Regions from separate parts of the Mus musculus genome. Here all the other regions are linked to region 4. A link is a contact called in ENCODE Hi-C or POLR2A ChIA-PET data. All regions are on one chromosome and are shown on one strand. Each heading gives the region's core, a stretch centred on a gene start or an enhancer-like site at or near the end of the contact. The rest is flanking DNA. Distances are from core to core; before and after follow the strand shown. Region 1 holds the start of H3f3a (H3.3 histone A). Region 2 holds the start of Pycr2 (pyrroline-5-carboxylate reductase family, member 2). Region 3 overlaps 2900024J01Rik (a long non-coding RNA gene). Region 4 holds the start of Sde2 (SDE2 telomere maintenance homolog (S. pombe)).

What was found. A loop is a pair of places that touch in the nucleus more often than their neighbours do. ChIA-PET counts read pairs that join two places held with the same protein, here RNA polymerase II (POLR2A).
Region 1: a loop to region 4 is called in a map of gastrocnemius, with 12 times the contacts of the local background. The contact joins the promoter of H3f3a here to the promoter of Sde2 in region 4. A Hi-C loop is called at or near these places in 19 of 37 maps with a recorded cell type or tissue (T-helper 17 cell, adrenal gland, gastrocnemius and 4 more). POLR2A ChIA-PET finds 5 or more read pairs at or near these places in 4 of 5 experiments (Patski and embryonic stem cell).
Region 2: POLR2A ChIA-PET joins it to region 4 with 20 read pairs in embryonic stem cell. The contact joins the promoter of Pycr2 here to the promoter of Sde2 in region 4. POLR2A ChIA-PET finds 5 or more read pairs at or near these places in 4 of 5 experiments (Patski and embryonic stem cell).
Region 3: POLR2A ChIA-PET joins it to region 4 with 46 read pairs in embryonic stem cell. The contact joins the enhancer-like site here to the promoter of Sde2 in region 4. A Hi-C loop is called at or near these places in 4 of 37 maps with a recorded cell type or tissue (T-helper 1 cell, T-helper 17 cell and v-Abl transformed pro-B cells). POLR2A ChIA-PET finds 5 or more read pairs at or near these places in 4 of 5 experiments (Patski and embryonic stem cell).

What each region holds. Positions count from the first base shown.
Region 1 is chr1:180,809,516-180,816,212 of GRCm38, reverse strand. It overlaps H3f3a (H3.3 histone A), which reads left to right and starts at 2,608. Exons shown (of 4, transcript NM_008210.5): 1 at 2,608-2,742; 2 at 4,264-4,414; 3 at 5,943-6,096. The coding sequence starts at 4,287.
Region 2 is chr1:180,902,328-180,909,162 of GRCm38, reverse strand. Pycr2 (pyrroline-5-carboxylate reductase family, member 2) reads right to left here and starts at 4,889. Exons shown (of 7, transcript NM_133705.2): 1 at 4,633-4,889; 2 at 4,349-4,419; 3 at 3,110-3,289; 4 at 2,779-3,000; 5 at 2,476-2,568; 6 at 2,210-2,373; 7 at 1,075-1,686. The coding sequence starts at 4,699. The coding sequence ends at 1,521.
Region 3 is chr1:180,790,093-180,796,876 of GRCm38, reverse strand. It overlaps 2900024J01Rik (a long non-coding RNA gene), which reads right to left. Exons shown (of 3, transcript XR_373751.4): 3 at 4,248-5,251. Among named protein-coding and RNA genes, the nearest start is that of 2900024J01Rik, 16 kb to the right of the region's middle. Within about 2 kb of position 2,661, at least 1 of the 3 ENCODE cell types and tissues checked has a DNase peak (open chromatin) inside an H3K27ac peak, as active enhancers do.
Region 4 is chr1:180,848,530-180,855,185 of GRCm38, reverse strand. Sde2 (SDE2 telomere maintenance homolog (S. pombe)) reads right to left here and starts at 4,035. Exons shown (of 7, transcript NM_145943.1): 1 at 3,894-4,035. The coding sequence starts at 4,013. It also overlaps the pseudogene Gm20305.

The DNA of each region.
Region 1 (6,697 bases), core at 1,359-3,858, 38 kb after region 4:
AAGAAGAATGAAGTGGCTGGCATTGTTTTTGACTTTTTGATATGGTCTTCCCATGTAGACTTAACAGGTTTGGGACACCGTCCGGAGAGCAGGCTAACCTCCTACTCCCAAAGGTCCTCCCGGGTCTGATTCTGAACTGCTAGGATTATAGGCATGCACCATCACATCTAGCTTTGCCAATTTATCCTATCCTTTCACTTATAAGCAAATCCTAATTAGCGGCCATAATTATCTTATTCTAGGCAAAGATTTTAACCTGATTTTAAGCTCTTGCTCCCCTCTTTCCATTACGATAAACTCCAAATGTTGAGGGGTGGCTGAGCTCCAGGAGTGGAGTCTGTCCTCTGGGGCTGTTGGCATGTGCCTTTAATCCCAGCACTTAGAAAGCAGGCAGATCCCTGGGAGGTGGGGGCCAGCCCGCTGGTCTACATGTCTACATGTCAGTTCCAGGCTAAACCAAGAGCTACACGGGGAGACTCTAAGACAACAAAAGACTAACCTCTGGTGCCCCTTAAGAATCCTTGAAAAGAAAAAGGCTTTTTCTCCCCCCCAGGAGCAGCTCTCCTAGCGGCGCCATGAATTGGAAATAAAGCCTGTTTCTATTAGCTACAGTCGTTTGCCATCCTCGGGGCTCCAAAGCATCCTGTCCCCTGGCCAAGTGCAGCTTCCCTGTGCAAGGCGATGCTTCTAGAGAAGGACTCAATCAGGGCTGGACCGGTACCGGTGCTGTTCACTGAAGCACTCCCAGTCTTCCAAAAATTGTTCGGAGCAGAATTGGCATGCCATATATATATATATATGGCATATATATATATATGGCAAATCTGGAAACTTCCTGATTACTAAGAGGATAACCAGTCATATTTCCAGAAAGAGCTTGCGGACTACCATCACACAAGTAACTACTATTTCCATGTCAGAGATGGGCAACTTCAGTCGGTTCACAGAACCCACAATCCACACGAAGTAGTTCACCAGACAAGGTCCTTCCATCCCTTAGAAACATCTGCTTAAAGCCAGGAAGAATGTATGAGGAAACCTAGCATACATAGATAGTACTATCTATGACAAGCTAACATTTCTTGAAGATATGACTGATTCAATTGATATGTAACAGCCTTCTTGGATAAATCCAGCAACAAATATTTTAGTTTCCTGAAAACAAAACACAAACAAGCAAGAGGGGAAAAAATGCTTCTTGGCTCAAATTATAGGAATTTTTCACTGGCAGCTCTGTGGAGGGTTTTTTGCATATGTGCATTTAGGGTAGTATCGCAGATTGCATGTGTTCATCAACACTTAACACTCATTAAATAATAATGAAACAGGAGGCCTGGGTTGTTGTTTTTTTTCCCTCTAGGGTCTGTTCCTCAGTTCAGTGACCTTGGCCAAATCCATTTCTTCTCTCATATCTGATTTCCACATATCTGTTTCAGGATAATGTTCATGATAAGACTGCTTTGAGAGGTCTTCAGATTACATGTATGCTACTGTCCTTCATCAGTACCCTACGGGACCTTTGTGACTCTTCTACCGAAAGCCTTCACCCAGAGTTGTGTAGCCTGGTCAATACCACCTGGGGACGGTTCAGATGTTTGTGGGTCACTTAATGAGAACTTGAGCTATGCAGTCTGTTGCCCAAGCTACTGGGCAGAAGGAAAGCGGGAAACAGCTTTTCCTTCTACCTGCCGTTTCAGCCTCCTGTGTCTGACATTAGACTCTTATGTCACGAGATTTCTGCAGCGCTCCTCCAAACAGCGAAGGGGTGGAAAGGCCTACTCTGCCTTAGACTGCTACAGCTGTGTTGCACATTGTCTCAGAGGCTTACAAAATAACAGCCATCTTGCACCAAGAACCGCGGCCTAGGAAGAGGGCGAGCCCTGTCCCTCGGCCCCGGTGCCACCACCTGCGACGCGCTGACAGTCTCCGCACTGCCCCGCAGGCTGCCCCTCCTCTCCCGGGGCTAGAGTCTGCGACCGACTTGTCCTCAGGCGACTTGGCCCGAGCCTCCGGACCGGCCCGCGCTCGGCGGGGAGCGAAGGCGGGAAGAGGCCCGCGGGTCCCCCGCCCCTGGCGCGCCGCGCGGTCCGAAAGTGGGCGCGGGACTGGGGCTTCCACTTTGCCAGCTAGCTTCCCGCTTGGGCGCGTTTTCAACTGGGGCGCGGCGACCGTACGGTCCCGGCCTTCTCCCCGCCCCCACACGGGCCGGGAACCTCGGGGGCGCGCGCGGGGGCGATGCCCCTCCCCCCGCAGGCCGGGCGCTGGTCCGCAGCCCGCGCCGCCCTCCCCGCCCCCACACCCCCCGCTGTGCACCCCAAAGCTGGGCTTCGGGGGCTCACTTAACGCCTGCGTCCGACGGGGAGGGAGTGTGGGCCGGGGACGGACTAGGGCAGACGGCCCCTCGGCGGGCCCCTCGGCGTGTCTTTTGTGTTTGTACACACCGCGAGAGGCGGCGGGAGGAATGGGCGGGCGGCGCGCGGGGGAGGAGCGAGCGCGCGCCAGCGAACGAGCGCGCGGGGGGAGGGGAGGGGCGGGGCGCGCGGGGGCCCTGGGCGGGGCCGAGCCTTCCCTCCATTGTGTGTGATTGGCTGGAGCGCGGCGCGGGGCGGGGCGGCGTGTGTAGGGGAAAGCCTCGGTGTCAGCCATCTTTCAATTGTGTTCGCAGCCTTCGCCGCGCCGCTGCCGCTCTCCAACGCCAGCGCCGCCTCTCGCTTGCCGAGCTCCAGCCGAAGGAGAAGGGGGGTAAGTTTCTCCGTTTGCCCGCCTTCCCGGAGCCGGGCTCCGCTCGCCGTCGGCCTCGTAGGGGCCCACGGAGGCACCCACAGTCCCCCCGGGCTCGACCCGCAAACTTTTTGGCGCAGAAATGGAGATGGGGAGCGAGTTTGCCTTCCGCGGGCGGTGGCGGCGGCGGCTCCCCGGTCTCTCCGTCTCAGCCCAGCAGTGGCACCGCCGCGGCGTCGAGCCTGTCTCCCTCCGGCGCCGCGGGCTCCTCTTTCTTCGGTGAAATCCCTCCCGCTGCCCCTTCCCGGGACCCCAGACCTTCACCATGTCCCGCGCGAGCCTCTTAACTGCCGCCTCCGGGTCCCAGGCCCCAGTTTTTCGGGCGCAAAGGGGGTAAAATCGCCGCCGCTTTCCACCCCGGGCTAACTCGCTTTTTGCTGCCTCTCCACAGTTGTGCCTGAGCTTCACCATCTTGTCTCTCTTCTCTGGTCACCGACCATATTTTTTTTCCCCCCGTTTCTCTCTTCCCCATTTTAAAATGGAAGGAAAAAATTTTAAGAACATTTTTTTGCCTTTTTTGGAGAAAAAGAAACGATGCTTATGAAATGCAGAAAACAAAAAAAAAGAACTTTTGCATTTTTGGAGAGCGGCACGTGGCAGGGGATGGGGTATTTTCGAACGATTTGCTGTTTGTCTCTCTGGAAGGGAATCGGATACGTTTCCAATTGTTTCCATTTTGTGCTAGTCTTCGGGAGCCGAGTCGCTCGTTGCCAGCGCGGGGTGCGGGGACCGAGACGGGCAGGTCCGGTACCCCGAACCTAGGGACCCAGGGGAGGCAGAACCAAAAGTTTATGTGGTGCTGGGTGGGCCGGGCGGCCGGTGTCGAGCGCTAATTAAGCCTGGGTGCGGGGCAGTCGGCTTCCATAGCGAAGCCCGGGAGGGGGACGGGCTTTGTGGAATGCTCACTGGCGATGGCTGTTGTTCTTGCATTTCGAGACGCCTTTTTGTCAACATAACTATAAAGAAACAAACCTCAAGAATGTTTTTAGATATTTACAGCAACCCAACTGCCAGGCGCGAGAGGGGGGCAGCAAACCGAGCGGGGGGGGGGCGCTGAAACCTTTTTCTTTCTTTTTTTTCTTTTTCTTTTTTTTTTTTTTGGCTGTAATTTGACTCGACCTTTCTGTGTTTGTGGCTTCGTTCATTTGACTTGTTTGTGATCGAATGTTTGCAGACGTTTCTAATTTCTACTTTAATTAAATGAATTGGATCGAAAGCCATGGTGGGGGGCGTCTCTCTGGTTTTGGCTGTTTTATCGCTCGGAAATAGCTTTATAAAGTATAAATGCTGACAATTTTCTAGTTTGTTTTAAATCATGTTTGGGCGATAGATGTAATCCGCGCCCTTCCAAACTAATTATATAACAGTCCCCCCCCCTCCCCCATACTGATTAATTTCCAGATTTGGGGGGGGGGGGTTCTGGCAGGAATACTGTTATGTTTTAGTTGAATCCGATATTTTTTGTTTTTTAAACACTGATAGGTAAGTAAGGAGGTGTCCTTACCATGGCTCGTACAAAGCAGACTGCCCGCAAATCCACCGGTGGTAAAGCACCCAGGAAACAACTGGCTACAAAAGCCGCTCGCAAGAGTGCGCCCTCTACTGGAGGGGTGAAGAAACCTCATCGTTACAGGTATTTCTAAAACGTCGAGCAGTGGGATAGTGTCTAAGCAGTATGTCCGTGTAATTTAACAGGAAGATAGTCATACTTTTTGCTATGGGGAAAAGATGTTTCTCTCTTTTGAATGATTATTACTACTTGAATATGTATGCATATGTTTGTGAACACATGTATCTTAGTATTCAGTTTGATAGATAACATTACATTTTGAAGCTGTAATCTGATCTAAAAGCCTAAAAAGTCATAGTATAGTCAACTAGTGCTCTTAACTGCTGAGCAATCTCTCCAGCCCTCTAGTATAGTCAACTAGTAATAGGACACGTTAATATTTTTTTATATGGCCCTTTTTCTTTTTTTTCTTTTCTTTTCTTTTTCTTTTTCTTTTTTTTTTTTTTTGGTTTTTCGAGACAGGGTTTCTCTGCGTAGCCCAGGCTGTCCTGGAACTCACTAGGCTGGCCTAGAACTCAGAAATTCGCCTGCCCCTGCCTCCCGAGTGCTGGGATTAAAGGCGTGCGCCACCACGCCCGGCTCTTCTTTTCTTTTTTTTAACTAGTGAAGTCATACACTTTTAGGCAGCTCCTCATTTGTGGTAAAGTAACGACTTATGATAGGGAGACCAGTAAAGTTCCCAATGGTCATATTTACTTGGTGGGTTTTTCCCTACCTCATTTAGATATAACCAGTGTTGTTAAAGACATCAGCCATTAGAGGGCACAAGTTGCCCAAATTTACATAGACAGATTTTACAGTGAAAAGCTCAAGAGTAGAAGAAATAAGTCAGAATTAGAAAATAATTCTATAGGCAGTAACTTAAAACATTTTTTTGGCTGGGCAGTGGTGGGGCATTTAAATGCAGCAGGCAGGCAGGTCTCTGAATTTGAGGCCACCCAGGGCTATCCATAGAAACCCTGCCTGGGGGGTGGGGAGCAGAAATTTTTTTTATTAAGAAAAAAAACCACAAACAAGTTTTCAAATGTAGTTATGACTGATGCTAGAATGCTGGGAGATAAGACCCACTGAAGTGAATTGTTGAATTATGTAAGTCTTAGATGGGCCAAAGGAAAGTGATGCTGACCTCAGAAGAGACTAGGCAGCCTCTACCAACAGCCTAAGAGCTAATGTGTTCCCACGTTTTGTATGTTTAGAAGGCAGGGCTCATGTAACCCAGGCTTGCCTGGGACTTAGTATGTACCTGAGGCTTATGTCACACCTCATGCCTTTGCACCCTGAGCTCTGGTACAAGTGTGAATACCACAACCAGCTCAAAGTCTCAGGTCTTAGCACAGATTGATGGGCTGTGTGTGCATGAAAGTGAAAATGAATATATGGCTTTGATAAACTGCCTTATCGTGCTTTTTTTATTTTAAAGGTGATCTTTTTCTTAACAGGGTTGAATATTCAGGTCATAAAACTGATCTGTGAAATTTGGTGTTGAAGAATAGTTGAGTGGGTCTTTTTTAAAAATTACTGCATTTATTTAAAGCTGATCACTTTATATCATATAGGCTTAGTAACAATTTCTTAAATGTTAACTTTTTAGGCCTGGTACTGTGGCCCTCCGTGAAATCAGACGCTATCAGAAGTCCACTGAACTTCTGATCCGCAAGCTCCCCTTTCAGCGTCTGGTGCGAGAAATTGCTCAGGACTTCAAAACAGATCTGCGCTTCCAGAGTGCAGCTATTGGTGCTTTGCAGGTAAATGGGTAGGTGGGGAAGACCCTAGTTTTGTTTGTTCCTGTTGTGTACCAAGAGCAGTTACACGTCATGTTTTCGTGTAGCTGTCATTAAAAGCCTGTAAGGTAATTGATTTACTCCTGATGAAATTTCAAAGTTAAATGGTTCAAGGTGGCTGGGCAGTGGTGGTGAACACCTTTAATCTCAAACCTTGAGAGGTTCAAGGTCATACATAAAAACCTAAATCCTGCCGGGCGGTGGTGGCGCGTGCCTTTAATCCCAGCACTTGGGAGGCAGAGGCAGGCGGATTTCTGAGTTCGAGGCCAGCCTGGTCTCCAAAGTAAGATCCAGGACAGCTAGGGCTATACAGAGAAATCCTGTCTTGAAAAACCAAAAAAAAAAAAAAAAAAAAAAAAAAAAACACCTAAATCCTAATTGGTTCAAAAGCCTAATGCAGTTATTACCATTTAGAATTTTTAACCTTGTTGAAAGCAATGCCTAAAGCTGGCTTGGTTTATGGATGTTACAAGACTTTAGGATAGAGAGCTAGATAGAGGTCCATTCTTGGTCATTTCAAACAGCTGATGGAGAAATGCCCTGGTCCTAAAGATATAGAGCAAGT
Region 2 (6,835 bases), core at 3,640-6,139, 53 kb before region 4:
ACAGTGGGGGGGTGGGGGGTGTAGGAACTGTCATATCTTTCTGTTTTCTCTCCTTCTGTCCCTGGGGACAGAAGCCAGGAAGGGCTTCAGCATGCTAGGTAAATGTTCTATCACTGAGCTACGCCTCCAGCCCCAAAGTGTTCATTCAGTCTTTGAACTAGCAAAACCATGCCTGCCAAAGGAGAAGAAACCAAGTGAGAAGTCAGCCTCGACCGCCCCAGGGATCTACTGTTAGCAGTCAAGTAGAACTGCTTGCTGTTTCAGAAAAGCAAAACAGAGGCACAAATAGGTAAACGTTTTCCTGGGAACCTCAGAAAAGCTCACGGTGTTTAGTGGGGACTGAAGGCTGCCCCAGGTTGGAGAGTCCTGTAGGACACAAGGAGCCTGGAACAGGCCACGGGCAGACTGTGCAGGCAGGGGCTGGTCTTGGCTTCTGACAAGATTTCTCCCCTAAGTCTTGGGAATTGGAATACTTGGTCCCCAGTTGGTGTGTGGGAAAGATTAGGAAGCGTGGCCTTGCTGGAGGAAGCTGGCACCAGGGTGGGCTTTGAGGATCAGGGTTAGCCCTGCTTCCTGTGCTCTCAGCTGGTCCTGCTGCTGTGCCTCTGCCAGCACAGACTCCAAAGTTCAGAAACCACAAGCCCAAGACAAACTGTTTCTTCTCCAAGTTGCCTTGGCCATGGTGTCTTATCACAGCAATAGAAACTATGACATAGAAGTAGAGAAAAGGCCAGTGATGGGGGGGAGGGGGCGCAAGGGGTGAGGGTGGAGGACACCTCTGATCCTAGCATTTGGGAGGCAGAGGCAGTCAGATCTCTGTGAGTTCAAGGTTCAAGGCCAGCCTGGTCTACAGAGTGAGTTCCATGACAGTCAGGGGTACACAGAGAAACCCTGTCTGAGAGACAGAGAGAGAGAGGAGGAAGGGAGGGAGGAAGGGACAGAGACAGACAGAGAGATAGACAGAGAGAAGAAGGAGAAAGAGAAGGAGAAGGAGAAGGAGGAGGAGAAAAGAGGCAGAGGCAAGAGCATTGCCACAAGTTGAGGTCAGCCTGGGCTACACAGTGAGACTAGAACTCAAAAATAAATAAGATCTTTATTAAAGCAGCCCTGAACATCACCTTCTAATGGGTCACCTGTCCAGAAGAGTTAAGCAAGAGGTCACAGGATGACTCCCCACACTTCCACCTGCAACACCAAGACACAGGCTTCTTTGCGTGTTTTTAATTCAGAGGATTCCCGTTTCCTCTCACCTCACCTGGAGATCAATCTGAAGCAGCCTCGGATCTAACTAAAGCTCTCCACAGACTTCCGCTGAGGGGGATGCTAACTCTAAGGCCTCCACCTCTCTCAGAGAGGCATGCTGACTTCTGGCATCAGCCGCCTCTTCAGAGCACCTTCTGCCACGGGACAGGAGAAGGACTCGGTGGCACCAGGTGAACAGATGTAAGCAGCTTCACCCCCAGACCTGAGCCTGCCCCTCCCTGTACTACAGGGGACAGGGACACCCTACAGAGTCCTCCTCACTCCTTCTTGCTTCCCTGGGCGGGGTTTCTTGTAAGGAGTTTCCCTGAGCTGGGTGGGGCCAGCGTGGACACCGTGGGTGACTCCAGCTTCACTCTGTCCAGAAGGGTCTTCTTAAGGGCAGCAGGAGACACCTTTTCTTGGTCAGCCATGGACTGCAGTTCTCTGTAAACAAAGCCCCACCAGGAAGATGATAAACCTCGGAGCCAGAGCTTTGCGCCTTCCCCAGCTATACAGACCCAGACTCTCAACCCGACGCCACCAAGACTCAGAATCCCAAACCAGAGAAGCTCCAAGCTTCTTAAGAGTCAAATAACTAACAGGGGATATCCCAGTCCCCCGGTGCGATCCAAGCTAGGTACAGTGTTCCAGTGATATCGGTGACCACACAAGAAAAAAAAAAAAAAAAAAACTAGGGGAAGTTATAGAATTTGAAGCCAGTCAGCAGTTGAATCCCATCTCCATCATTTAACTGTTTGATCTCGAATGTACCCATCTACATAAACAAAGTTAATCATAGCCATCAGAAGTGCGCTAAGAACTAAGTAGAGAAAGGTTAGCAAACCCTTGGTTAAAGGAAGCTTAAAACTGTGGTTATCAACAGAGCACAGACTCTGACCGCGCTCATGAAATCTTCAAGAGTAACACCAACGGAAGAACTCAGACAGGGGAGAGCGAGAACGCGCACCTGGTTCGGATACAGGAGGCCTCAACCGCATTGATGAGCAGAGAGCGGAAGCCCCCACTCTCCAGGAAGTGCAGGGCATGGATGGTGGCCCCCCCAGGGGAGCAGACGTTGTCCTTGAGCTGGCCTGGATGGTCCTCTGAGTCCAGCAGCATCTTAGCTGCTCCCTGAGATACAAAGCAGCATTAGACTCAACCCAGGCCCAGCTCGGTGCCCCTCCCCCAAAACACAACCCTAAAACCAACCACCAACCGCGCAAAGACACTAACCAGCAACGCCTGAGCTCCCAGTCTGACCGCCAGGCGCCGCGGCACGCCCATCTTCACCCCACCATCTGCCAGGGCGTCCAGGGCCATGAATGCCTGTGGAGATATTCTCTGAACACAGGAACCAAGCATCCGCGCACCCACACACCACAGGCGGCTTTCTCAGGTGACTGGGACCAATCCTGAAGGTCAGCTCCTTCCACCAGCCAGCCATGTCCAAGAGATGTGCCGGCTGCCCTCTCTTCCGCCAGCCCCTCCTGCTGCCCAGGATGCATGCAAGCCAGTGGGCAAGTGAGAACCACTCACATAGGCAGGCCCGCTGCCGCTGAGCCCGGTGATAGCATCAATGAGGTCTTCCTCCACCTCTGTGCAGAAGCCCACACTGCTCATCAGCTGCTCCAAAAGCTTGCCGTCTTCCACCAGAGCATGGGTGCCCGTGGCATACACGGTGGCCCCCTCTCGGACCACCACGGGCGTGTTGGTCATGCAGCGGATCACTTTGGGGGCCGGCTGGAAAGCCATCAGCTTCTAGAGGAGGAGAGCAAGCCAACTGAGTGTCCAGGACATAGCTCCCTCGGATCTGAGCCACTCCCAGGCCACCCCTCCTCTCACACAATGGGCACCGGGGCAACAGCACCTTCTCCACAGAACTGATGGTGACCCCGGCTGCACAGGAGACCACGATGTGCCTCTCCTGCACGTCGGCTCCAATCTCATCCAGGATGAAGGGGATGATGTGGGGCTTCACAGCCAGGAACAGGACGTCGCTGTGCCGCACAGTGTCCTTATTGCTTCGGGTCAGATTCACACCCATCCTCTGCAGTAAGGAGTAGGGGACCCTGTCCGTAATGCTAGGTAATATGGCTGAGCCCGTGCCACCCATAGAATAGCAGACCCTCTCTGTCAACTGTAGCCAACACTCTGTTCTGTGCCTTCAGGGCTCCGTGACTATCCCCAAATGGCAGCTTTCCTTTCCTGCCACCGGACAAATAGGTACAAAATGGTAAGCTGCTCCACCATGGCCAGGAAAGTGGCTGTCCCCTCAACCCCAGCAATCTCGAACCTCTCTGCCAGGTGAGAGAGAACTGATGGAAAGAGCTGAGCACCCAGAGTCTGGAAGCAGAGCTGCAAAGCCCACTCCCAACCTCACAGCTGTTTACCGGAGTAACAAGTCTCCACGGGGCCCCCTCTAGGGCTCTGAGGTGCATAGCTGGGGTCCTACAGCGTTGGGGACATAAGCCTATACTAGGCACAAACAGTATCCACAGTGCTTCATCTGCTCACCTGTCCCACATTGGCCAGATGTTAGAAGACTTGGGACATTAAGCTTTATTGAATAAAGAAACTACGTAACTCACCAAGTCCCCTAGCAACGCTGTCATTTACAACATCGGTAAGCAGAATTTTCCAGACTTAGAAGCCAACACGGGCTATGCAGTGAAATTCAAAGCAGACTAACAAAAAGAACCTTTTTTTTTAAAGAATTATTTATTTATTATATGTAAGTACACTGTAGCTGTCTTCAGACACTCCAGAAAAGGGCATCAGATTTTGTTAAGGGATGGCTGTGAGCCACCATATGGTTGCTGGATTGAACTCAGGACCTTCGGAAGAACAGTCTGTGCTCTTACCCGCTGAGCCATCTCACCAGCCCAAAAAGAACCTTTCTTATATGCCTACTTTCACCCCAGTAGGATCCGACACTAACTTTGCCTGGGAGCTCCCACCACACAAGGCTGCCTCAGAGAAGGTGCAGGGCTTACAATGATGACTTCCCTAAAGGAGAGTCGGAGCCTGCCAGACTCAGGGCATCTCCGGACACGCTTTTCCTGGGCCTCTTCCTCTTGCCCACTTCCCTCCATCCCTCCTAGCCTACCCTGAGCGCAGACACCGTGGGCAGGTCCATATCCGGGGAGCTGGCTATTATCTTGTGAGCCGACAGGACGCCTACAGAAAACAAAGTTTTTCAACTGTAGATCATGGCCCAATCATGCAGTCCATCAATGGAAGCCAACAGCAGCTCTAGCAGTGCCGGCCTCCGACGCTATGCTCCCAGCAGATGGATGCAAATCTACCATCCATTCACATTCACTCATCGCCCACCCACCCACTCACTCACTCGTTCACTCTGGTGAGAGGGAAGGCTGACCACGCGCTCACCCGCGGCCGTGAAGCCCCGCGCCAGAGCACAGGCCAGCTGGCCTGCGCCGATGAAACCCACGCTCATGGCCGCAGGATCCCGGCGAGCGCCGATCCGGGGACTCTGGGGATCCCGGGGTCAGTGTCCGCGCGTGGAAAAAGATGGACCCGAATTGCTCGGAACAGCTTTCAAACCGGGATGCACCAGATGAACTGCTAGAGAGGCCCCAAGTATCCCAGAGCATCCACCGCCAAATACGCAGCCTCCGGTTGGCCACGTGTCCAAGGCAACCAATCCGAGGCTCGGGTCTGGGGCGGACCAATCGGCATCGCCGTCAGGCCGTGCGCCCGCCTCCTGATCGCGCAGCGGGTGGAACCTGTTAGCTCCGCTGGTGCGGGTCTGCTTGGCCCTGCCTGGGACACTGGTAATTCCTGGTTAGAAGAGTTGGTTTCTAACTCTGGTTCAGGAGTGAGATCTCCAAAACGCCTATTAGAGATGTACCCCTCATGGACACCAGGCTACAGCTAGCCAGCTTCGGCATGCTCCTTCCGAAGTAGAACTAGGTAGAAAAGACGAATTACTAGATCATGATTTGTTGATTTATTTAGTGATTTCCTTAAAGCACTGCTTGCACGGCCTGTTGGCCAAGCATGACTTCTCTTGCTACCCGGAACAGGGCGACCTGGAGAAACAGCTGAGACAGTGAGAAATGACTGCTTGTTTGTCCACCCCACCTTGTGGTTTTAGAGTATACAAAGAGACCCAGCATCGAAGCTTTTCAGGAGCTGTCCCGAATCACCAGTGACATCTCCTCTCTTCCATTAGAATTGTATTGTTTATTCCCAGAAAGATTTCTCGAAACATGTCCAGACGCACCAGAGGGCTCAGGAACAGCCACAAGTTGGGTTTGACTTTTGGAAAGTGTTTCACTATGTAGCCCAGGCTGTTCTTGAACTAGTGACCTTCCTGCCTCATCCTCTTGAGGGATGGGATTATAGGCGTGTAGTACATACATTTCTATAGTATACCAATCATAAGCAGTTTCCCAACGCCACCGAAACGTTATTTTACACAAGATTCTAACGTGTATTTATTCCATTAATGGACGAACCAAACAGTTAAAGTGGAACGATTTTTTTTTTCTGGCCAGAATCTCTTGCTTTGTTGCCCAGGCTAGACTTAAGTTCCTGAACTCAATGGACCTTCCTACCAGTCTTCCTAGAATTGGAAACTACATACATACTATCTGCTTTCTTGTATTCTGCTACAGTGAGGTAGATGAATAGCTACCTTCCCACCCAGCCATTTGGGACACACCCTCCAGGAGTGCCCCACCCTGACCCTACCGTCCAGCCCTTCCCTTCCGGACCTCCCAGCCAATAGGAAAACCAGTTCAGCCTCCTCCCTCCCCTCTCCCCGGGTTCTCCGCCCCCAGCATCATTTTTATCAGTGCCTCAGGGCCTTCACCCTTGTCTTATCCTTAAGTAACACGCCTGCCCCTTCTGAGAATTAGGAAGAACCAGACAATGGGACAGAGTACTGAGGTGTCCCAGGCTAGGCAGATGGCCAATCTGCAGCAGCCAACCCTCCCTTAGCTCCCTGTATTACACAGGAATCCATGTCTATTACCCAAAAATTAGGTTCAGTAGAAAGCTATGTCTTTCTTTTTCTTTCTTCTTTCTTCTTTCTTCCTTCCTTTCTTTCTTTTTTCCTTTCTTTCTCTTCTCTCTCTCTCTCTCTCTCTCTCTCTCTCTCTCTCTCTCTCTCTCTCTTTCTTTTTCAGTATTTCAGATGAAACCCCGGCCTTTTACATATCAGGCGTGGGCTCACCGTCTTCAGTCTCACCATCGAAGGAGAACCAATATGACAGTTTTTGGAGAATAGCTCTCTATTTCCTTTGAAGACATCTGAGAATAGATTTAAATCTTGATGTCTTTGTTAGAACACTTCAGCGAGATAAGCCAGGACAGGTTGTGCAGATCTTGCAATGGCTGGAGTCTAGAGGCAGAGGCAGGATGTTTGAGAGTTCCAGGCCAGTCTGGGATATATGACAGAAGAAACCCTGCCTCGAAAAAATAAATTATGGGCTGGTGAGATGGCTCAGTGGGTAAGAGCACTGACTGCTCTTCCGAAGGTCCTGAGTTCAAATCTCAGCAACCACATGGTGGCTCACTACCATCCATAATGAGATCTGACACCCTCTTCTGGTGTGTCTAAAGTCAG
Region 3 (6,784 bases), core at 1,412-3,911, 57 kb after region 4:
AACAAGAGGCAAAGCAAGTCAGGCACTGGGAGGTGTAGGGAACCACAAGGATCAGATCCTCAGGCCACAGCTCCCACAGGGAACTTAGGCTGTGGTCCAGTGGTATTTATTTCCATTTCAGACATGAAAGGAGAAGGTGTGGGTTTGCCCTGTGTTTCATCAGTGCCCAGCCCGTGTCTCAGGTAGGTCCGTGTTTGAGGGGGTTGTTTCACTGAGATACAGTCCTACTGTGGAGCCCAGGCTGGCCTTCTGATCTTCCTGCTTCAAGTCCTGAAACTTCAGGTGGGTACCGGTGAGTCCTGCTGTCCCTGGACAGAACGACCCTGTTTCCCTGTTAAACTCCTGAGCTCCATTCCTTCATAGTCAACAGTGTTTGGTCTGAGGAGATTTCAGGCTTTGAGCAGAAAACTGTCAGACTATTGAAATTGTGACCATAACCAGAGCATTTTACCTACACTCTTGCTTTAAGAGGTGTGTGTGTGTGTGTGTGTGTTTTTCTTGAGATAGTCTGGGTATGACTTCAGTCTCAAAAGTCCCATGAGCTCACTGGTCATAGCCTATAAAAACAGCATGAGGAAATGGAGTCAGGAGGACCAGAAATTCAAGGTCATCTTTGTTTCTACATATCAAGTTTGAGAGTACCTGAACTTCATGAAAACATGCTGTCCCCCACCCCTCACCCCCACCATGGAATAGGGCTAGTGAAAAGGTTAAGATTAGTAGTGGGTAAAATATTTGCCACCAAACCTGAATACCTGAGTTTCATCCTCGGAACCCACAAGTTGGAAGGAACAATAAAGAGAAACAGTCATAAATCACTGTTATCAAGGATATATAGTAAGCTTGTTTCAGAAATATTAAGTTGCACAAAGAAGAGTTCGGTTGAAGCTGCACTCAAGGGTGACTGAGTAAGCTACCCAGATGTGTTAGCAACTGTAGGAAGGGAAAGTTTTACTTCTGACGTATTAAAGATGCTGACTGTTCATTTTGCTCACTTGCTGGCGTAGTAGCTCAAACTTTTAATTGGAGCCAGGACCCAGGAGGCAGAAGCAGACAGGTCTCTGAGTTCCAGGCCAGTCTGATCTACAGAATAAGTTCCAGGCCAGCCAGAGCTACATAGTGAAACCCTGCCTCAAAAAAACAAACAGTTGGGTGTGGTCTCAGCCAGGTGGGATGAGTTGGTTAACAGCAGCCTAGCGAAAGCAGCCCTAGTCTGTCCTGGGATAATTAGGACAATATTTGTACATTGTAAATCATCCCATTCGTCCAAACAACCAAAAGGGGAATTTCTGTCTCTGTGAAAGATGTAATTGGTCAAAATGTAACGTAGGGCCATGGATCTATACAAAATGCCAGGAGTTAGGTTCAGGGCTGGTCCCCCTTGGTGCCTTGGTGGGAACCAGTCCTACATTGCTACTCTAGGTGCTGGGGTGACTTCAAAGTTGTCCTTGAATTCCACGTGTCCTTAAAAGGAATGAGGGGATGAACAAATAAATGTAACCCCCCCACACACACACACACACAGGGTTTCTCTGTGTAGCCCTGGCTGTCCTGGAACTCACTCTGCAGACCAGGCTGGCCCTGAACTCAGAAATTTGCCTGCCTCTGCCTCCCAAGTGCTGGGATTAAAGGTGTGAGCCTCCACTGATGGCTAAATGTAACTTTTTATTTTATTTGTTTGTTTATTGGTTTTTTGAGACAGAGTTTCTTTTTGTATCCTAGGATGGCCTGGAACTCGGTCTGTAGACCAGGCTAGCCTTACTGTGTGTGTGTGTGTGTGTATATATATATATATATATGTGTGTGTGTGTGTGTGTGTGTGTGTGTGTGTGTGTGTGTATTATGTCAGTGGTGGTGCAGGCCTTTAATCCCAGCACTTCTGAGGATTAATTATGCAGAGGAAGACAGATCTCTATGAGTTTGAAGCCAGCCTGGTTTACAGAGTGAGACCAGGTCAGACAGGGCTACACAGAAAAAAACCCCATCTGGAAAAACCGACTTAAGAAATTAAACAAACAAAAACAAACAAAAAACCTAACTGGGCTGGAGGAATGCCCCAATGGGTAAGAGTACTTCCAGAGGACTTGGGTTCAGTTCCCAATACCCTCATGACAGCTCACAACTGTCTGTAACTGTAATTCTAGTTCCAGGAGCTCTGACAGTCTCACACAGACATACATACAGACAAGGCGCCAAGGCACATAAAATAAAAATTATGAGAATGTATAAAAAATCTACTTGAGTCTGATTCTGAGGAGGGAAGGGAGGGAAGGAAGGAGGGGAAGAGAGAAGTGGCTAGGATTTCATTTGTCACTAGCTTCAGCGTGAAGTCCACAGGTCCGAGGTATGCCAGGCTTGGCTGACCCAAGCACCATTGACCCTGAGGCAGCACCAAGGCAACCACGCTGGCTCCAGGCTGGCCAGCAGATGGCTGCTCATCAGCTCCTTCCCGCAAATCCCGGTCGCTGCGTGGTGTGTCGGAAGGCTAATCCTGCGGGTGCCCTGACCTCAGCCCTGACTCCGGTCCCCCATCGCTCCAGTGCATCCCTATAAGCCACGCCTCCCTGGAGCTGGCTCTTCCCGCTCCTCCTCCGTGCCGGTGACGCCCCCAAGCTCCCTCGGGCCCCCTCTGCTGTGTCCTGGGGACCGGTGCAAACTGGTTCTCCGGGTGGATTTGTACCCTCCGGAAGGAGCGGAGCTGGGCCCCGTCCCTAGTCTTTTGTGCCTGGAGAACGGGTCTGGGTCATTAAACCACTCAGCGAAAACGCCCTCTCCTCCAAAACCCCCGGGACTTGGGTGACATGTTGCGTGCAGTCTACGCCTGACTATATGCCCTTCTAGCTTTAGGTTTGTCTCCATGGGTCCCCTGCAAGGAGCTGAGAGACTGGTAATCTAGCTGACTCTTGGGAGGCCCCAAAGTAGGGATGGAGTCTAGGAGTTTTCACACCTGATGAAGCTGGCTAGGCTAATACTGTGGCCTCAAGAGGTTACAAGTCTGCGGATCCCGACAGGAAAAGGTCAGTCGTAGCAGATTGCCCCAAAGTCATCAATTCTGAGGTAACCGTGGGGCCTGAAGAGCTGAGTCAGTAGAAGAGGGAATTCTAAGCGTCCCGCCCCGGGGGGAGGAGCTAGGTCTTAGGAACACCAAAGATAGGTAACTTAAATAACTTTTCGCGCAACTGTTGTTGACTTGGACAGTCACGAGATGGGGCTACTTCCCTTTGGGACTGTTTAGCTTCTATTGGATGGGGAGGGGCCCCCAGAAGGCTGACGGGAAGGCATCCTACACACAAATGTCACAATGACGCATTACTTTGACCCTCTGCTCTACCCTAGGCCCTGTCCCCATGGTGTTTGCTCTGTGTTTGAGACCGGGTCCCCTATGTTATCCACCCCTTGAGTCCCAGACCCATATATGTTGGCCATATTACCATCTCCTTTCAGAGACCCGTTCTGCCTTGTAAGACAGAGCCTCATTCAAAGCATTGGTGCCCAGTAAGCACCTGGCTGCTTATCCCTTCTTTCCATTAGGTCAGCTGCTCCTGGGCAATCAGCTGCTCCTGTGTATGGGATTAAACCAGGTCAGGCCATTTCTACTCTGTGAAAAGCAGAGTCCTTATTCTGAGGCAATACTGTGTGGAGAACAGCGGTGGTGATGAGGTGCTGTGCGGCTGAAACACTGAGGGCAAGGAAAGCATCCCCCGAACCCACAAAGGACAAATCTCTGTCCTTAGCATGATGGAAAGAATCCAGTGTGGTCAGCTTGCACTCGGTGGCTGGCTAGGTTCCTGGCTGGGTAGCAATGTGGGCTGAACATTGGTCTCTGCTGTTGGCCAATCTACTGCTACTAAGCAGTAGATGCCAGTTAAGTTCAGTCATCCCTGTGCTGTCATATGTATAACTGCCACCCTTTCTGCCATGATCACTGCCATATGGACCCACTGAGCAAACACTGGGGTGGCTGGAAAGAGACCAGTTCACTTCCACAGGTTGGCAGGAATTCTCTTTGGAAGTGGTTTAAATGTGTCGCCCTGACAGATTTTGCATTAAAAGGGTGATACTGGGAGATGAGACCTTGAAGAAATAGGACTAAGTAGATTTTAAGTAAGATTTAAGAGGGGGCTGGGGGAGGTGTGCCTTTTAAAAGTGTGTTCCTCTCTTGTTCCTAGCTGTGAGGTAGGGGTACCCACCATAGTATGCTGCCTTGCCCCAGCTCAAAAGAAACACCCAAAACCTGAGCCCAGATAAACCTTTCTCCTTGTTTATTTATCTATATAGTGCTCTGTTTGCATGTATTCCTGCATGCCAGAATTGGGCATCAGACCCCAGTATAGATGGGTTCGACCCACCACATGGTTGCTGGGAGTTGAACTCAGAACCTCTCAAGAAGCAGTCAGTGCTCTTAACCTCTGAGCCATCGATCCCCCTACCTTTCTTCTTTTGAACCTAATTGTCTCGGGCATTTATTTTATTTTATTTTATTTTTTCAGTGCTGACTCATAAACACCTGTGACACAATTTCCTTCTTCCCATTCTGTGCCTATCTGGAGCGCTCCGGTCACACACATCCTCTGTCCTGAGGCCTGGTGGTCACCTGACAGCAGTGGTTTTCCTCCCTCACTGGCCAGCCGAGTCATTGTAGATCCCTGCCTCCGTCCGTCTCTCAGTTGAGGCCAAGTACACAAATACACGCGCGCCTCTTGATGCTCTGCCCACTGCAAGACATTCTGTTACCCAAGTTATGCAGGTCCTCCTGGAGTGGGCTGAGGGCTTCAGCTGCCCACTTTCTGTTGGTGCCAGCATATCCTGCAGTGCCATCTGTAAGCCAGGCTTGAATTCATTCCTTCTCAGCCAATTGATCCCAAGGAGCAACCTCGGAGGTCCCAGGAAGAGTCAGTGAAGCAAGAGCCGCCATGGAAGGCATCTAGGCCACCTGCTCACACGGCTTACCTGGGCCTTCTGCACCTGCCAGTGCAGATCTCTCATGTGCCATCTCCACAGGGTGACAGACTGCTGCTGTCAGTGAGTGAGAGGCCATGCATGCAGGACCCACCGGCTGCCTGATGAAGACCCACAGCCACGAATTGATGGCCATCTGCAAACACGCCACACACTTGTCCTCTAGCCCTGGAGGCGTGGGCTGCGTCGTTCTCAGTAGAGCTTGCCTAAGCTGTATCCAGTGACTCCACTTAAGTGGTGTTGAATCAGCTGCGTCACAGGGCCAAGTGAAGCCGTAAGGACTGCTACATTCCTATAATTCCAGCATGAAAGAGGTTGAAGTCCGGAGTTCAAAACCAGCCTGAGCTACTTAGCAAGCTTAAGCCTAGCAAAAGTACCTGCAGCACAAGCCTGGGGGTCTGAGTTCAGATCTTCAGCATCTGTAAAAGGCCTGTGCCTGTGATTGATAGCTAGTGTGTGCCTGTGATAGCTAATGTGGACCTGTGATAGCTAGTGTGTGCCTGTGATAGCTAGTGTGGGCCTGTGATAGCTAGTGTGGGCCTGTGATAGATGTAGTGTGTGCCTGTGATAGCTAGTGTGTGCATGTGATAGCTAGTGTGGGCCTGTGATAGCTAGTGTGTGCCTGTGACAGCTAGTGTGGGCCTGTGACAGTTAGTGTGGGCCTGTGATAGCTAGTGTGGGCCTGTGACAGCTAGTGTGGGCCTGTGACAGTTAGTGTATGCCTGTGATAGCTAGTGTGTGCCTGTGATAGCTAGTGTGTGCCTGTGATAGCTAGTGTGGGCCTGTGATAGCTAGTGTGTGCCTGTGACAGCTAGTGTGGGCCTGTGACAGTTAGTATGTGCCTGTGATAGCTAGTGTGTGCCTGTGATAGCTAGTGTGTGCCTGTGATAGCTAGTGTGGGCCTGTGAAGATGTAGTGTGTGCCTGTGATAGCTAGTGTGTGCCTGTGATAGCTAGTGTGTGCCTGTGACAGTTAGTGTGGGCCTGTGATAGCTAGAGTGTGCCTGTGATAGCTAGTGTGTGCCTGTGATAGATGTAGTGTGTGCCTGTGATAGCTAGTGTGTGCCTGTGATAGCTAGTGTGTGCCTGTGATAGCTAGTGTGGGCCTGTGATAGCTAGTGTGTGCCTGTGACAGCTAGTGTGGGCCTGTGACAGTTAGTGTGTGCCTGTGATAGCTAGTGTGTGCCTGTGATAGCTAGTGTGGGCCTGTGATAGCTAGTGTGTGCCTGTGAAGATGTAGTGTGTGCCTGTGATAGCTAGTGTGTGCCTGTGATAGCTAGTGTGTGCCTGTGACAGTTAGTGTGGGCCTGTGATAGCTAGTGTGTGCCTGTGATAGCTAGTGTGTGCCTGTGATAGATGTAGTGTGTGCCTGTGATAGCTAGTGTGTGCCTGTGATAGCTAGTGTGTGCCTGTGATAGCTAGTGTGGGCCTGTGAAGATGTAGTGTGTGCCTGTGATAGCTAGTGTGTGCCTGTGATAGCTAGTGTGTACCTGTAATCCGATGCTGGGGAGGCAGAGACAGGAGGACCCCCAGGGGGTGCTGGCCAGCCAGCCTAGCCAAATTGGAGCTCTATGCTCAGGGAGAGACCCTGCCTGAAAAATCAAAGTGAAGGGGCTGGGGAGGTGGTTCAGCAGTTAAGAGCACCATCTACTCTTCCAGAGGTCCTGAGTTCAATTACCATCTATAATAGCAGCAGAAGCCCTATTCTGGAGTGCAGATTAGGGAAGTCAGTCTCTGGCCTACACACAGACACACATACATACAACATACACAAGACACCCGCCCCCTATATACACACGCACATACAAATAATATAACACACACAC
Region 4 (6,656 bases), core at 2,786-5,285:
CTTCCTATATCAATTAGCAATTAAGAAAACGATTCCCAGATAATCCCACAGGTCAATTTGGTAGAGACAATCCTCCAACAGAGACTCTCTTGGCTATGTCATCAAGAGAGCCTAACTATACAAAGAAGGTAATTACAAATTAATTGTAGAATAATGACAGTTCACCCACAGCAAGAGAAGGGCAGGCTGCACACAGGGCTGAAAGACAGAAGTGCTAATGTGAAGAGAAGCAATCTCTTTCCTTCTCAGTGATGGAAAGGTACAGGAGACACCACTGCAAACAAGAGATAGGGCTTCCCCAGCTGGGGACTGGGGGCATCTACACAAAATTAGGATAAAGGGTTGTTTAGTCCATGTAACTGTCTACCTTAAGTTGTAAAGATTCACCTCATATTGTTTTTAAACTAAAAACCACTTTAACATCTTTATATGTAATACATATTGTATATGAATTTTTTGTTTTGTTTTGAGACAGGGTTTCTCTTCATAGCCCTGGCTGTCCTGGAGTTCTCACTATAGACCAGGCTATCTTCAAACTCACATGCCTCTGCCTCCCTGACGCTGGTATTAAAGCGACTCACTCCAAATTTTTAAATAATTTTGAAAGACAATGTGAAAGCAGAAACTTTATTTCCAAACAAAATTGTTCAGAGAGGGGCAAAGACTGCATCAAAGCTGTACTTTAGTCAGAGAAGGGGCGCTTCTTCCAGCTGAGGAGGCACTACCAATGGACGCTCAGAAAGATGTTCAACCACCAAAGCAGCAGCCAATGATAGATATTTGTGGAGAGTGTCACACCGAAAATGAGATAAAGTCCAGGGATCCCATCAGATGCAGAGAATGTGGATACAGAATAATGTACAAGAAAAGGACTAAAAGATTGGTGGTTTTTGATGCTCGATGAAATGGGGGAGTTCAGAAGTGTCTTCATTCATACATTTGCCTTATTGATGTTTCTCTTTAATGTATAGCATTTGGCTTAGTTTACTTAATGACAACAACTGTATGCCTATGATTTCATTTAGAAATACAATTGTATTTTAATACTTTGTATAAAGGAAATTTTGGTTTAATATATGGCTTAATTTATTGTTTTTGTAATTCCTCACACAGTGAAGATTAAAAGTATCCCCCCCCCAAAAAAAAAAAAAGCTGTACTTTATTTCCTTTTTACAAAAAGATTTCCTTTTAAAATCCCTTTTCTGGCTGGAGAGATGGCTCAGTGGTTAAGAGCACCGACTGCTCTTCCAAAGGTCCTGAGTTCAAATCCCAGCAACCACATGGTGGCTCACAACCGTCCGTAACAAAAAATCTGATGTCCTTTTCTGGAGTGTCTGAAGACAGCTACAGTATACACACATATAATAAATTAATTAATTAATTAAAAAAATTTTTTAAATCCCTTTTCATTGTGTGTAAGTGTATGACATGTCTGTATATAAGTATGGGCATGTTGGTGCAGGTGCCTTCAGAGGTCAGAGTCGTCCACATCCCTGGGGACAGCTGGGGTTACAGTGGTTTGTGATCTGCCTGACACTGGTGCTAAAAGCCAAATCTGAGACCTCTGGAAGAGCAACCATTAGGCCATCACCCAACCCCTTGCTTTTCTAGTTAAGATTCCTGTCTATTGGGCTGGAGAGATGGCTCCATGGTTAAGAGCACTGACTGCTCTTCCAGAGGTCCTGAGTTCAATTCCCAGCAACCACATGGTGGCTTACAACCACTTGTAATGAGATCTGATGCCCTCTCTGCTGTGTCTGAAGAGAGCAACAGTGTACTCACATAGAATAAATAAATCTTTAAAAAAAAATCCTGTCTATTAAGTTTCTAGTAGAAAAAAGAATTTGGAAGAATTTCCTATTTTATCAAATGTGTAGATTATACATTTCCCAAATGTGTAGATTATAAATGTTCCAATACACTGTATTCACCCACACCTTTGCAGGATCAGCCTACCAGCCTAAGCACCAGAGACAACGTGCAGTCCACTAAGGTCAAATGTACTGACCCTCTGCCGTGAGGAGCTGCAAACAGAGAAACCATGGCAAATGTCTCCAGTTCCTAACAAGAAAACCAAGCATCGCTACAAGAAAAGAGGTTAAGAGAAACTTAAATGACCAACGTCAGGCTTGAACCGTTGAACACACCAGGCTCCTCTTCCCTTGGAAATACACATTTTGGATGCAGAATATTCTACTCAGGAACCCCTAATTGGAAGTTGTACACACACCTGGGCCTTCATGACAAAGGGCAGCAGAAAGTTGCTGTCTTACTGACACCTTCAGCAGCCGAATTCTTCTCATCTCCAGTTTTTAAAACCAACTTTTCCCCCAGCAAATAAGAAAGGAGTAGATTGTCAAGGTCCTTACAGCATTTTACTACTGCAGTATGTCCTTGGGAGTCTCCTATTAACTTGTAGTCACCTTTACTGATGTCTGTTAAGGCTAATGATCAACAGGGCAGAGGTCTTCCTCTCTCAGCGAGAGATAAAACTTCTTCATGGATCAGAACCGTTTTGCTTTAAAAAGTATAGCTTGAACTTGAACTATCTTGATTTTTCCTATTTCATCAAACTGTCCTTAGTAAGCTGCTTGCACTCACATTTACTGTTGTTAAGTAACAGACAGACTCAAATGCTCTCTGATAACTGCTTCTGCTTACCTGTTCTCCAAACTCAATTCTATTGGGGGTTTTTTCTGGATGTCTGGACTCCCATAGTCCATGTACAGTGCCTCTGTTAAATCTAAGGACGAGGTGATAGGAGGCTGTTTTGCTTTCAAGCAGGGTTTCACATAGTCCAGGCTGCCCCAAAACCACTATAGAGACGTGGCTAAGAACCCCCAAACCTCTCAAGTGCTGAGATTAGAGGCATACACCACCAGGCCCAGCCTTATTTCTGTGTCCTTTCAAAAAAGTGTATTTCCAACACTCCTCATTGTTAAGATTCTATTGTTTATGGATCAATTTTAAGTTTAAAAATAAAACTTGAAAATTATTCTTCAAATACATTGAAAAGTCACCTGTTTTGGAAAGTATCTGAATTCGAATGGCTAAAAAAAGGTTCTGTTTTTCTTACTAGACCGCAGAATAGAGAAGAAAACAAAGGCTAGATGTGGTGGGACACACCAATAATCCCAGCCCTCCAGTATGTTCAGAACATCCTGGGCTACAAGGAAAGACTTTCTTGTCCTTGTTTTTTAAAGGACAAAGAAATTAGAAAATCACATATTCTTCTTGGAACTCATCCAAGTCTCTTTAGGAACAGATTTGGTATTTTAACATTTGTTATGTTTCTACATAACAAGCAGAGAAAACAGACTACAACGAAGGCGCAGTCATACAGAAAAACTGTTCTATACCAAACGCCCAGATTAAAATTAGACTCAGGGAACCCAGTAAACTCTTTAGATGATTGAAGAGGTTTGAGATTTCCTAGTCAGTATAAGCCTGCTTCTTTGGGAATTAAAGCTTAAAACTTTAGAAGCACTTAACCAGGGTTTTATATCCACATGGCAGAGTCTAAAGAGGCCCAAGAATATCTGTGAGTGATTGGCTCTGTCAGGATGACTCCATATCCTTCTCTAACCGTTCTTTGGCCTGGATGGGTGTCCTGAGGGTCGGTAAGAAAGCATATTCCTATCTATAATGTGAATGTAAGAAGAGAACCTTAAAGGTATCATTTGGGGGGATAAAAGAAACAGAACGAGAGTTTGTAGTCGAGGTTGGACAAAGCGCAGTAAATGGACGGAGATTCTCTTACGACGTGGGGACAAAACAACGACTGCCATAGACTAGCAGAGGAATGTCCCCATATTAGTCAGAAACACCCAACGACGAACCCAGCCTGGCTTGGTGATCTCTTTCCCCCATTTCCCGGGAACCGCCATCCTCACCTGTTCCTGGCAGTGTCGGTAGATCACATCGCGCACGGAGCACCCAACCGAGGCACACGGCAGCGCCTTCCACACGGTACCGGGGCCGCGAACCCACGCCACCACCGCAGCCTCCGCCATTTCGTCTGGTGACGGAACCTCTGGACTGCGACAGGCACTAGGCGACACAGCCATCCGGTCGCATCTCGATGACGGAAGGCCTCGTCTTCCAGCGCCCCGCCTCCCGGGTTTCCACCACTCACCCCCGCCTTTCCGGAAGGCGGTCACGTGGCCCGGCGTCACGCGAGCTGGCGTGGGGGAGGGGGACAGGAAAGGCCTGCCTGAGGCCGATAAGACCGCGGAGCGCTGGAGCTAGGCGTTGCTAGGGGCGGTTGCTAGGGCGGGGCTCAAGGGACTGGCTATAAAGGGCGAGCTCTGGGCGCGGTTGCTGCGCTTGGGCTACAGCGCTTTGGCTGGGGGTGATAAGCTGCCCGTGGCTCCGCCCAGCGCCGCAGGCCAGCGCGCCACTCCGGTTTGTGCAGCTATTTTTGGGATTGGGAGGGCTGTGTCCCAGGCAGCCACTGCTTCCCGGTGCTGCGGGGAGAAAAACGGCTTCCTCTACCCGCGAGGCCTCCCAGTCCTAGAGAACGGCCCCCAGTGGTCCCCAAACCGCAGCCCCGGCCTGCGTAGTTCCCTAGAGGTTTATGTTCATTTCCTGAACCCCCCTTCACGTTCCTTCCATCACGTTCGGCTCGTTCCTATTTTTGCATGTTTGCGCTCTGCGCTGTCCCCGCTTCAGCTGTGTTTTCAAAATATTTCACAGCAAATGGGCCCTTGTGAACGGCAGGGGCGGGAGTGACGTTTATAGCCATACTGCTTCCAAAAACCCCCGCTGTAACGTTCTTTCTGTGCCCTGGGAACACTCGCGCAGATTTTACAGAGAACAACTTTAAGGTTCGGGTGCTGAGGGAGGCCCTTAATATTTAATATGCTGAGATGATGTTGTCTCTGAAATACTAAACAATTTAAAAGCTGCTAGCATGAAGCTGGGAGGATTATCGGGAGGATAACTCAGTCTCCTGAACACAGATGCCCTGGCCCGCAGAGCCATATTCTCGGCTGTTAAGATGCAGGCCGATGGAACTAATCGCTGAGGAGAAAGCACAAAATCTTGAAATCCTTTAACTGTGAAAATGAACAAAAATAGGACTTGCAGTTCTGTGGAGTTATAGATCTGTTGGTGCACACAGGCGGGAAAGCGGGCCTCCATGAAGATTCCAGGAGATGAAGAATAATTACACAAAGCATGTTGTGCATAGAAGCAGTATTTTATGAGTGTTGTAGTAGTAACCCAGAGGCCTACAGGCGTCTCATCCGATACGTAAGCAGGACAAACTGGGAAGCATGTGACCTTCCAGACAAACTGGGAAGCATGTGACCTTCCATCTTTTCCCATTCTGTCCGTTAGCATGTGGTCCTAACTGCTAATTTATTTTTTTCACCTTTTGGGAATCAAATGACCATTTCAAGAGCCTGGCAGCTTCTTCTTCTGCAAGGAACCAGATCATGGTCAGTTTAGGGTTATGTAACATTTCTTTGTCAGAATAATGCTTTGTAAGCTGGAAAGTCCCAGAAGGATTCCCTTCTAACAAGAAAAGTCCACGTCATTTATTACAACTATCTACTACTGCTCTCCAAAAACCTAATGTCTGAATGAATTCACTCTTTACCCCTCGGTTATATTTAAATCTCTGTTATGAAGAAGACCCAAGCAACCAGCAAGCATTTGTCATTTAAAATACAAAATAACCATTATTAGCTTTTCAAGGACACAGACCTCTTGAGCAATCTATAATCTGTTAAACCTTCACAATGAGCTCCTTACACCGTGAAATACACAAAATAGATGTTACATAAATATTAGTTGGCTGTTTGATGGATTACAGTCTAACTTAATTATTCCTGGTGTGCATCTAAAGAAACATATTTTCCACTAACTTAGGACATTCTACTCGGAGGATACAGAAACCAATTTGAATTGGTACCTATAAATTCATTTAAATAGTGAGAGAGAGAATGAGACTTCAGAGTTGAAAGGCATGGCCAAGAACATGATATATACTAACTGAGGAAAGAGCTAGAAACAACTGGTTAGCTTGGCTGCTGGAGCTATGTTGTCATACCCAGTGCCCAGTGCTGTGGGGTGAGGCTTGTGAGTGATTGTGTAAAAAGAGAGCCACCTTCCCCCATCTCATGGTTTCAGATGAAGAAATGACAGGAAGGCACTTGTATGGTTGTGACAAGTTAATGGGGGGGGGGGGGAGGTGGGGAGCAGTTCCTCAATTGCCAAATCCATGCAGCTGTGCCCTGTGCTCCTAGGACCACACTTGGCGCTCGTTCAGATAAGCCACACTGGCTTTGTTCCTGCCTGTGTTCCCAAAAGAATGACTCCAGCTGTACATCTGCTTTTTAAGGACCGGTTCAGCTGCCAGGAGAGAGACACGATGGGATCCTGAGGCAATGTGGAGTGATTGTTCACTGCCAGGAAATGACAGCACGAGACAGTGTTTGTGTGGCAACCCATGACAGGGGCTTGACGGAGCCAAATGGCACGTTGTTCTGCTCGAGCCAGAAGCAGAGCAGGGTCCTGGCACTTCCCACAAACAAGAGTGAGGCTCCCAAAGCAGTGACTTCTCCAGGTTGTGTCCATGTGTGACTCGCCAGACACTCTTCTGTGTTTCCAGCCATGTTCAGGCTCAGCGGGAAGGAAATACTGTTAATACC